Regions from separate parts of the Homo sapiens genome. Here region 1 is linked to region 2. Evidence: read pairs that join two places in POLR2A ChIA-PET (ENCODE). Cell type or tissue: HepG2. All regions are shown on one strand. Each heading gives the region's core, and the rest is flanking DNA. Links, peaks and the distances in the headings are about the cores only.

Region 1 (4,377 bases), core at 185-4,184, 52 kb before region 2:
AGAAGCTGAAGGTTTTTGGTGTATGTCTGCTGCTGAAAGCCTTGCTGGGCCCCACTCTGTACCCTGCCAGTGTTGCTAGGGCTTGCTGTCCTGTGACCTTTGGATAACAGAGCTCCTTCCTTTGTCTCCAGGTCCAGTTCTTCTGAAGGTGGAGTCTCAGCCAGCCCAGTCCCTTCAGTGGTCTCCAGCAGCACTGCACCCAGTGCCTTGCACACACTGCAGAGCCGCCTGGTGGCCACATCTCCTGGCAGCTCCCTCCCAGGTATCTTGTGGCCCAGCATTCTCCCCTTCCAACACAGAATTTTTGGTCTGCTGCTTCTGGGTGGTCCTGGGAAAGCATCCCTGGAGCTAAATCCATAGGATGGGCCTCTGGGTCTTAGAGTGATCATAGAGGCTTGACGTGAAGCTGGAATTAGCTTGGGCAGAGGGATTCCTTGGCCTTGAATAAATGCAGTGAGTAAATGTCCTGGTCTGCAAGTGAGTAAATGTTCCAGTCTACAGGTGCTGTATCCTCTACTGTAAGGAGAAATAGCCGATAGGACATATATGTATAGTCAGCCTTTCTTATCCACAGGAGATTGGTTCTAGGACCCTCACCACTACCAAAATCCATGGATGCTCAAGTCCCTTATATGAAATTATGTCATACCGTTGGAATTCTATATCCACAGGTTTCTATCCGTGGTTGTTTGAATCTGCAAATCTGCTGTGAAGCTCACAGATAATTGAGAGCTGACTGTGGTTTTACTTTGCTGTTTTAAGCACATCTGCCTGAATAAAACTGGAAATGGTGCTACACTGGGCATTAGCAAAATGAGACATTTTTCTGTCTGTGCTTGTCTCTCTCTTTGTCCTACCCACTAACCCTACTTTGAAAGGCCTGTTGCCTGAGCCCAGCAGGGCCAAGGCATTGCAGAAACCCTCTCCTGGCCAGGCATGGTGACTCACACCTGTAATCCCAACACTTTGGGAGGCCGAGGTGGGTGGATCACCTGAGGTCAGGAGTTTGAGACCAGCCTGGCCAATATGGTGAAACCCCGTTTCTACTAAAAATACAAAAAATTAGCCGGGTGTGGTGGTGGGCACCTGTAATCCCAGCTGCTTGGTAGGCTGAGGCAGGAGAATCGCTTGAACCCAGGAGGTGGAGGTTGCAGTGAGCTGAGATTGTGCCATTGCGCTCCAGCCTGGGCAACGAGAGCGAAACTCCGTCTCAAAAAAAAATAAAATAAAATAAACCCTTTTCCTTTAAGAGAACCTTTCTTATTGCTTTGAGGCTACTTCCTTACTGCTTTGATTGTGTGAGGCGAAGTGAAAGTTGGATATTTATAATTCTTTTGGCTTAAAAAGTTCTTCCCTGGAAAGAAAGGAACAAACTTGGATTTCTCAAAATGGTCTAAAATGTATGACTGATGGTTTGCAGCAGGTGCAGAGCAAGTCCGGGGCAGTGTCTGGCACAGTACCTTTCCTGTGTGGCATCCATTGCGTGTGTGCCTAGTTGGGGAGAGCTTCCTGCCTTCTCTCTGAGGACGGGTGTCCAAGGGCAAGCACCACTGGTGTTTTAGTTGGTGGTGAGGGTGGATGGATGTGGCTGCTCTCGGGATAGTGCAAGTGATTGAGTCTCTACTGATTCCTGCTATGTCCTCTCTTAGGGGCCACATCAGCCAGCAGCCTCCTCCAAGGCCTCAGCTTCAGCTTGCAGGATATCAGCAGCAAGACCTCTGGCCTTCCAGCAAATCCCTCCCCAGGACCAGCCCCACAGGTGCACATCTGCCATCTGCTGGGCTGGGCAGGTGTAGGGAGGAGGCCTCCTCAGCTTAGTTGGTTTTGGCAGGGAAACTAGGTCTGGAGTCAGTGGATCAAGGACAAACAGCCTTCTAGCTACATAGCAGGGAACTTACAAAAGTTAAGGTCTATCATTTACTGTGTGACCTTGGGCAAGTTTCTTGACCACTCTGTTTTTGTTTCTTTGTCTATAAAATGAGGTAATAATAGTACCTCCCTCATAGAGTTGTTATAAGAATGAAATAATATATGCAAAATGCCTGGAAGAGTACCTTGCATGTAGTAGGCACTCAATACATGTTAGCCTTTAATAATATGCTGTGGGCCCTCCAAGCTCGAATGTTGCTGTTGGGCGACAGCTTCTGATCACCTGGGCTTGTGTGTCCCACAGGCCACCAGTGTGAAGTTGCCCACCCCCATGCAGAGCCTGGGTGCCATCACCACGGGCACCAGCACCATTGTCCGTACCATTCCTGTGGCCACCACTCTCTCCTCCTTGGGTGCCACTCCTGGTGGGAAGCCCACAGCCATCCACCAGCTGCTGACCAATGGGGGCCTCGCTAAGTTGGCAAGCAGCCTCCCTGGCCTGGCTCAGATCTCTAACCAAGCATCAGGTGAGTCTCTCATGAGAACTGTGGGGACTCCCAGATCTGGGATCTTTCCCCCAGGACCTTCCCATCTCATGTGGGCAAGGTATGATGTTGAAACCAGTCCCACAGGGTCCTGGCATTGACCTTTGGATTCAGCTGTGTGGACCCATCCCCCAGAGAGGTTGAGAGAACACAGGCTGTTTCCTGTTGCCTTTCAGATTGACTGATAGGGCATAGATGACCCAGCTGGGGAGGAGGCCAAGGGACTGTGTTATGTGGGGGAGAAGCTCTCCAGGAAAGGAAAGCCTCAGTAGAAGGTGGAGAGTGTGACTCAAAAATTCTGCTTCTCTCTCTTTATCTCAGGCTTGAAGGTCCCCACCACCATTACTCTGACACTTCGTGGCCAGCCGAGCAGGATCACTACACTGAGCCCTATGGGCTCAGGAGCAGCCCCATCCGAGGAGTCCTCTTCCCAGGTGCTGCCCTCCAGCTCACAGGTGAGTCTGCCAGGAAGGACTGAGGACATGGGCTTCATTATTGGGAAGTTTAAGACCAGCTGACTGGCTGATTGAAGGGGCTGCCCATGCACTGGACAGACGAGATTCAGATTCAAATTCAAATCTGTATTCTGGAGTTTGTGGCTTTATAATATTGAGCGAATCATGGACATCTTTGAGCTTCCTCTTCTACATCCCTCCCTTGATATTGTGAAGAGTACATATGTTCAAGTGGGTAGCAGTGTCTAGTATTTAATGTTTTTGTTTACTTTTCCTTTCGTTTCATTTTTTTCTCATCCTTGGTTTCATCCTTCAGAGGTTATGAGTAGAGGCTACTTGGCTAATGCTCTTTCTTTGTTTTTATTTTTATTTTTTGAGATGGAGTCTTGCTCTATCGCCCAAGCTGGAGTGCAGGGGTGTGATCTCGGCTCCCTGCAACCTCCACCTCCCCGGTTCAAGCAATTCTCCTGCCTCAGCCTCCCAAGTAACTGGGATTACAGGCGCCCGCCACCATGCCCGGCTACAACAGGGTTTCACTGTGTTGACCAGGCTGGCCTCGTACTCCTGACCTCAAGTGATCTACTTGTCTCGGCCTCTGAAAGTGCTGGGATTACAGGTGTGAGCCACCGCTCCTGGCCCTTTCTTTGTTTTTAAGGACATGGAGACAGAGATATCTCACTATGTTGCCCAAGCTGGCCTTGAACTCCAAGGTTTAAGTGGTCCTCCCGCCTCGGCCCCCAAGTATAATACTCTTTCTTTGACATTGGCTTTCTAGCACTGTGCCTTCCCATATCTTAGCATTTATTGCTGTCTTTTTAGGGCACAGCTAGGTTTTTATAGGTCTCACCCAGGAAGTCATGATTAGTTTCTCTTAGCTGATCTAATTTCCCCTGTGACCTTTTCAAGTCAAATATTTCTAATCTTAAAATGGTAATCTGAGGAGCCACTCAAAGATTAGAAGTTAAGCCAAAAAACAGTTTGAGTCTAGTACTGAGTGTGCTTTCCTTCAGTATCCGCTATACAGCCAAGGCCTTCCTGTGTCTCCCTGTCCTTTCCACCATGTCAACCTGCTTGTGAACTGGAGGTGCAGTGATAGTTCCTGAGCCATTCTAAAAGCTCTTCTGTCTCTTCCTCTTTAGGGAAAATACTGCACAGAGGTCAACACCTGACATTCGTTGGGATCATAGCTACCTTTTTTTGCAGAGGGATGGAAATGTTTTAATTTTATCTTATTTCTTATTTTTTCAATTATAAAAATGATTATGCTTATTTTAAATAATTCAAACATTATAGAAATAATTAATTTAGAAAGGGAAAGTTTCCCATGATGCTACTCCTAGAGATGATGTTCACTGTTAATAGCCTGATATGGATCCATTCAAATTTTTTTTTCTACACAAAGTATGTTATTTTATTTATTTTGTACAAATATGGGATTACAGAGTATGGACTGTTTTGTAACTTGCCTTTTTTTATAAATCATGTCGTGACACGTTTCCCTGTCTGTG
Region 2 (4,377 bases), core at 134-4,133:
GCCTGGCCCTTCAAGGGGCCCGGGGTGCCAGTGAAGTTCAGCGGGCAGTGCAGCATGGTGCCCCTGTAGGCCTCTGGGGGCACAGGCCCCAGGGCTGGGCCCAGAAGGCAGGAGACCAGGCCGGACCCTGCAGGTTTGGCCCCACACTTCTTGGCATCCGCCTCCTTAAGAAAGGGAGACACGGCCCGCAGTCTCTTCCCACTGTGGGCAGCACCCTCTTCCTCCAGGCTGCGCTTGCTGCCCAGGCCTGGGCTACTGGGGAAGGTGGGCGGGAGCGTGGGGCTCTCGGCTGGGACCTTGGCCATGGGGGACACCCAGCAGGCTTTGGGCTTGGGGTAGAGGATGCCCTTTCTGGAGCCACCTTTATGGAACGCAGAAGGGCGGTTAGCGTCTCCGCCCCACACCAGCTGGGGCTCTTTCACTGACAGCCCCTCTTTGCCAGGAGGCCCCAATAGCACCCCATCTTTAAGTCTAGAGAAGAAGTCCCTGGGGTGCTGGCTGACAGGCTTCAGCACCTCGGTGGGGTGGGTGTAGAAGCAGCCCTTGAAGATGGGGGCTGCCGGGCAGGGGCCTGCCTGCGCCTCCTCTCTGAGGCTGCCACCTGGGGCCTGCAATCCCTCCTGAGGGGTCAGCCGGTGCCTGGAGTTCTCAGTCAGCCCTTTGGGGCTCTGGGGACTCTCTGGGAGGTGAACAGCTGGGGACGCCTGGGGCTCTGCCCCATGGCGGCAGCCCTCCTCCTGGCACTGCAAGGCCTCCACCTTGCTCACCTGGGCCAGGAGCTTCTTTTTGGCCAGTGGTGACATGATGCCGTGTGTCCCCTTGCAGTAGAAGCTGGATAGGAGCCGCTTGTAGGCCTCAGGACAGCCGCTGGCACCCACAAAGGACACAGAAGACCCAGAGGCCAGGCCCTGCTGTTCTGTGCTGTTCCTGGGGGGCTCCTGGCTGGGAAGTGGTGCTGGGTCAGCAGCATCTGCTTTGGTCTTTCCTGGCATCATCTGGAATGAGAGAAAGTCTTGCCTCAGGACTGCCTCAGCCCCACATCCTGACCTGAGGAGCAAGAGGTGGCACTTTCAGGCCTGCCCAGGTCCCCCGCCAGCCCCTGCAGTCCTCTGTACAGAATTTTCCAAAGGTGCCCTGTCCTCTGAGTGGACACAGCCTCAGGTGCCTGGTGGGTGGGCGCAGGCTGGAGTTCAGAGTCCACTTGCACAACCATCTGTGGAGAACCTGGAACCTTGCAAGTCCCGCCCTGGGTGCAGGTTCTGTGTATTCTGAGCAGACAGCTCCGCGGCCACAGGGAGTTGTGGGGTAGGGGGCTACAAGAGGCAAGGGACAGGGTGGCCCCAGCCAGCCGCAGGCCTACCTGGTCCATGCGCCGCTCCTCCTTGGCCTTCTTCGGCCTCTCGGTGGCCCCATCATCCCCCCTGTTCTCCTTAGCCATCTTGTACTGTTTCCTGGGCTTGGAGGTGGGCAGCGGCTTGTCATCCTCCCCCTTCAGGTGCCGCACGTATGGCAGGACCAGCCTGGTGAGGAACCACGCATGTCCCCCAGGAGGCCGGCGCCCATCCCCTCCCTGGGCCTCTGTAGCCTCCTCTGAGCCCCCTTCCCCGCCGGCGCCGAGGAAGGCCCTCTCCTGGTCCCAAAGCTTCAGCTCCCTCAGTGAGTGCGCCCAGCCAGCCTGGGCTCCCGCAGCTCTGAGGACGGCGCATACCCTGCCCGCTCCGGGCAGAGTCCACCCGGCCCTCCCGGCAAGGTCGGCCAAAGCCCCGCAGGGTAGGCGGCGTCCAGCACCCGGGCCCGCCCCGCCGTACCTCTCGTAGTGGCGGCGCGTGCACGTGGCCGCGCTGGTGCTGCCTGGGCTGCCCCCCAGCTCGTCGTACACGTTCTTCCAGAGGCGGCGCCCGGTCACCTGCAAGGGCACCTCGTGAGGGCGCGGCCGGCGGGCGCCCCCTGGCGGCGGGGTCCTTGCAGCTCCGGCCGCCCTCGCAGGGACTCGAAGGACTGCAGTTTGGCAGCTGCTCTGCGGCTCCAGCAGCGGCCAGCCGATTCTCTCTCCTAGGGCCATGGACTGCTGGCCCAAGCAGTTTTCCCAACACGGGGCGGGCAGAACAGATGGGGAAGGCTGAAAAGCTGCTTTGAGCAGCAGAGTACCAGCGGGGAAGGCAGGGAGGCAGGGACGCAGGGGTAGGACTGGGGATCCTGGCTCTTCCTCTGTCCAGAGGCAAGGACAGCGCTGCAGGCTCACCCCAGGGATATGCAGTTTGGCAAGGACTGGGAGGTGCCTTCCTTACCAGCTCATAGGCCCCCAGCTTCTCCACTGCTTTGTAGATCTTCCACAGGTTAACTGGGGGAGAGAAGAGCAGGCTGGCCGTCAGTCTCTGTGGGAGGTGGGGACAGCATGCCACCCCTTCCTGGTGCCCTGACAGGCCAGGCACAGACCAGCACACACCCAGCCAGGGCCACTGCAATAGACGGGCAGGCTGTGCCCTGTGCACCCCTGGCCCAGTGGCAGCCTGGAGGGAGGCCTCCTTTCTATCTGCAACCTGGGTCACCCAGAGTGGGAGTGCCTGCCCGATGCCCTGCCTGGGCGGGGTCCCCTGCTGGGCCCCCCTCCCTGCCTGCACCCCAGGGACGCACTCTGCTTGAAGCCGAGATGGGGCACCCTCTCGATGGGCGTGTGTCGCTCCTTCATGAACTTGTAGAGGCTGACCAGGAAGGCCTGCTCCTCCTCCCGCTCCTGCTCCTCCTCCCGCTCCCCGCCTGCCTCGGGGGAGTCCTGGGGAGAGAACAGGAGGCATTGGGATGGGCCCCAGTTGGTGGCTGGCTGCTGGGGATGTGCAGAAACCACTGGCTGCAGGAGGAATAAGGTACCTACCCCAACCCCAGTTTCCCAGAGAACACCTAGCCACTGTTCTGGGAGGGAGTGACTGTTCCTGGGTTCGGCAGACACAGGTGTCAGCTCTCAGCGCCCCAGGACAGGAGCTAGAGTCCAGGACCTCCCCGGAGGCTGGGTACCCCAGAGCAGCTGGCTCCAGAGGCTGCCACGAGAGCAGTCCCCAGCCTTCTCCAGGCCAGGGTCACTTCTCTGTCTTGTTCTTGATTTGTCCTATTTGTGTCAGCTCCTCCGCCAGACTAGGAACTCCAGGAGGGCAGGCTCAGTGTCCCTGGGACTCCCCCATAACCGCAGAGGGAAAAGCTGAAGGAACAAAGGTGCTTGGTGCTTTCTGGTGCCCTGGGGTTACTCTGTGAGGCCCATGTTCCCCGAGCCTCTGTGTGGCCCCAGCCTGCCGTGCTGAGCACAGGGAGGTGAAGCTCTGGGCTTCAATTGCGCACTGCTGTCAGGGGCACAGGACTTTTGGTTGCGGGTCCCAGAGGGGCAATCTCTGCTGATGCCGTTTATCCAGCGAGTGGCTCGGGGCAGAGAGCCTAGGGCCCATACCCTGCTCAGAGAACAGACAGCTTCCAGGACATAAACCATCTGGACTAGGACAGCGCAGACAGCCATGTGTTCCAAAAATATTTGATCCAGCTGGGCACGGTGGCTCACTCCTGTAATCCCAGCACTTTGGGAGGCCGAGGTGGGCAGAGAGATCACTTGAGGTCAGGAGTTTGAGACCAGCCTGGCCAACATGGGGAAATCCCATCTCTACTAAAAATACAAAAATTAGCCAGGCCTGGTAGTGCATGCCTGTAATCCCAGCTACTCGGGAGGCTGAGGCAGAAGAATCATTTGAACCCAGGAGCTGGAGGTTGCAGTGAGCCAAGATTGTGCCACTGCACTCCAGCCTGGGTAACAGTGAGACTCTGTCTAAAAAAAAAAATAATAATTGATTCAAGTTTATTTCAGTGTTTTTACTTTTTTTGTTAGTTGTAAATAGCTTCTGTAATAGCTCAGTGTTTTTAAGGTATTAAAGACCTCTAAGAAGAAACAACATAGGAACTCACATATCACCCATGAAATCATAACATGCTGGGGCCCTGGGGCTGGTCTGTGCAGACCTCAGAAGGAAGGCTCTCTCATAACTGCTCAAGTCAATCTGCTCCTCCAGGCCTCTATTCTGAATTCCTGGCAAGCTGCTAAAGACAACTACCATTTGCAACCACTTTTCTGCATGAATCAGGATATTTTTCCAGACTGTGCCACCAAAGCAAATGGCCAAAATGAATGAAAGCCGGGGCCGACTGTGCTCCGAAAAAGCTGCCTGCAGCTCCCCCTTCAGATTCTGTGCTCATCGAAACAGTCTTGCTGGTCTCACCGAGTGACTTTATACGCCCATGTTATGCATCTGAATGAATGGATGTGAATGTGGTTTTACATCATGGGCTGGAGCTTTTGTCTGTTTAATGGATCAGGGTGGTAGGTCATCTTCATTTCAAAAA

What was found. Peaks named below come from ENCODE experiments on the same cell type or tissue, not always from the same donor. Only the 100,000 strongest peaks of a DNase experiment are listed, where the experiment ranks them.
Region 1: POLR2A ChIA-PET joins it to region 2 with 8 read pairs; 5 of 35 experiments call an interaction of 5 or more read pairs at or near these places.

Annotation. Positions count from the first base shown.
Region 1 is chr2:96,600,135-96,604,511 of GRCh38, reverse strand. KANSL3 (KAT8 regulatory NSL complex subunit 3) reads left to right here. Exons shown (of 21, transcript NM_001115016.3): 17 at 132-262; 18 at 1,650-1,759; 19 at 2,174-2,396; 20 at 2,736-2,869. Among named protein-coding and RNA genes, the nearest start is that of KANSL3, 36 kb to the left of the region's middle. In HepG2, for the core only: CTCF peaks have their summits at 223 (motif pointing left) and 1,776 (motif pointing left); DNase peaks (open chromatin) are centred at 191 and 2,531.
Region 2 is chr2:96,547,717-96,552,093 of GRCh38, reverse strand. It overlaps ARID5A (AT-rich interaction domain 5A), which reads right to left. Exons shown (of 7, transcript NM_212481.3): 3 at 2,635-2,773; 4 at 2,289-2,341; 5 at 1,809-1,906; 6 at 1,361-1,520; 7 at 1-995. Among named protein-coding and RNA genes, the nearest start is that of ARID5A, 13 kb to the right of the region's middle. RefSeq lists an enhancer at 79-138. In HepG2, for the core only: a CTCF peak has its summit at 1,938 (motif pointing left); DNase peaks (open chromatin) are centred at 1,203 and 1,883; H3K4me3 peaks cover 917 bases.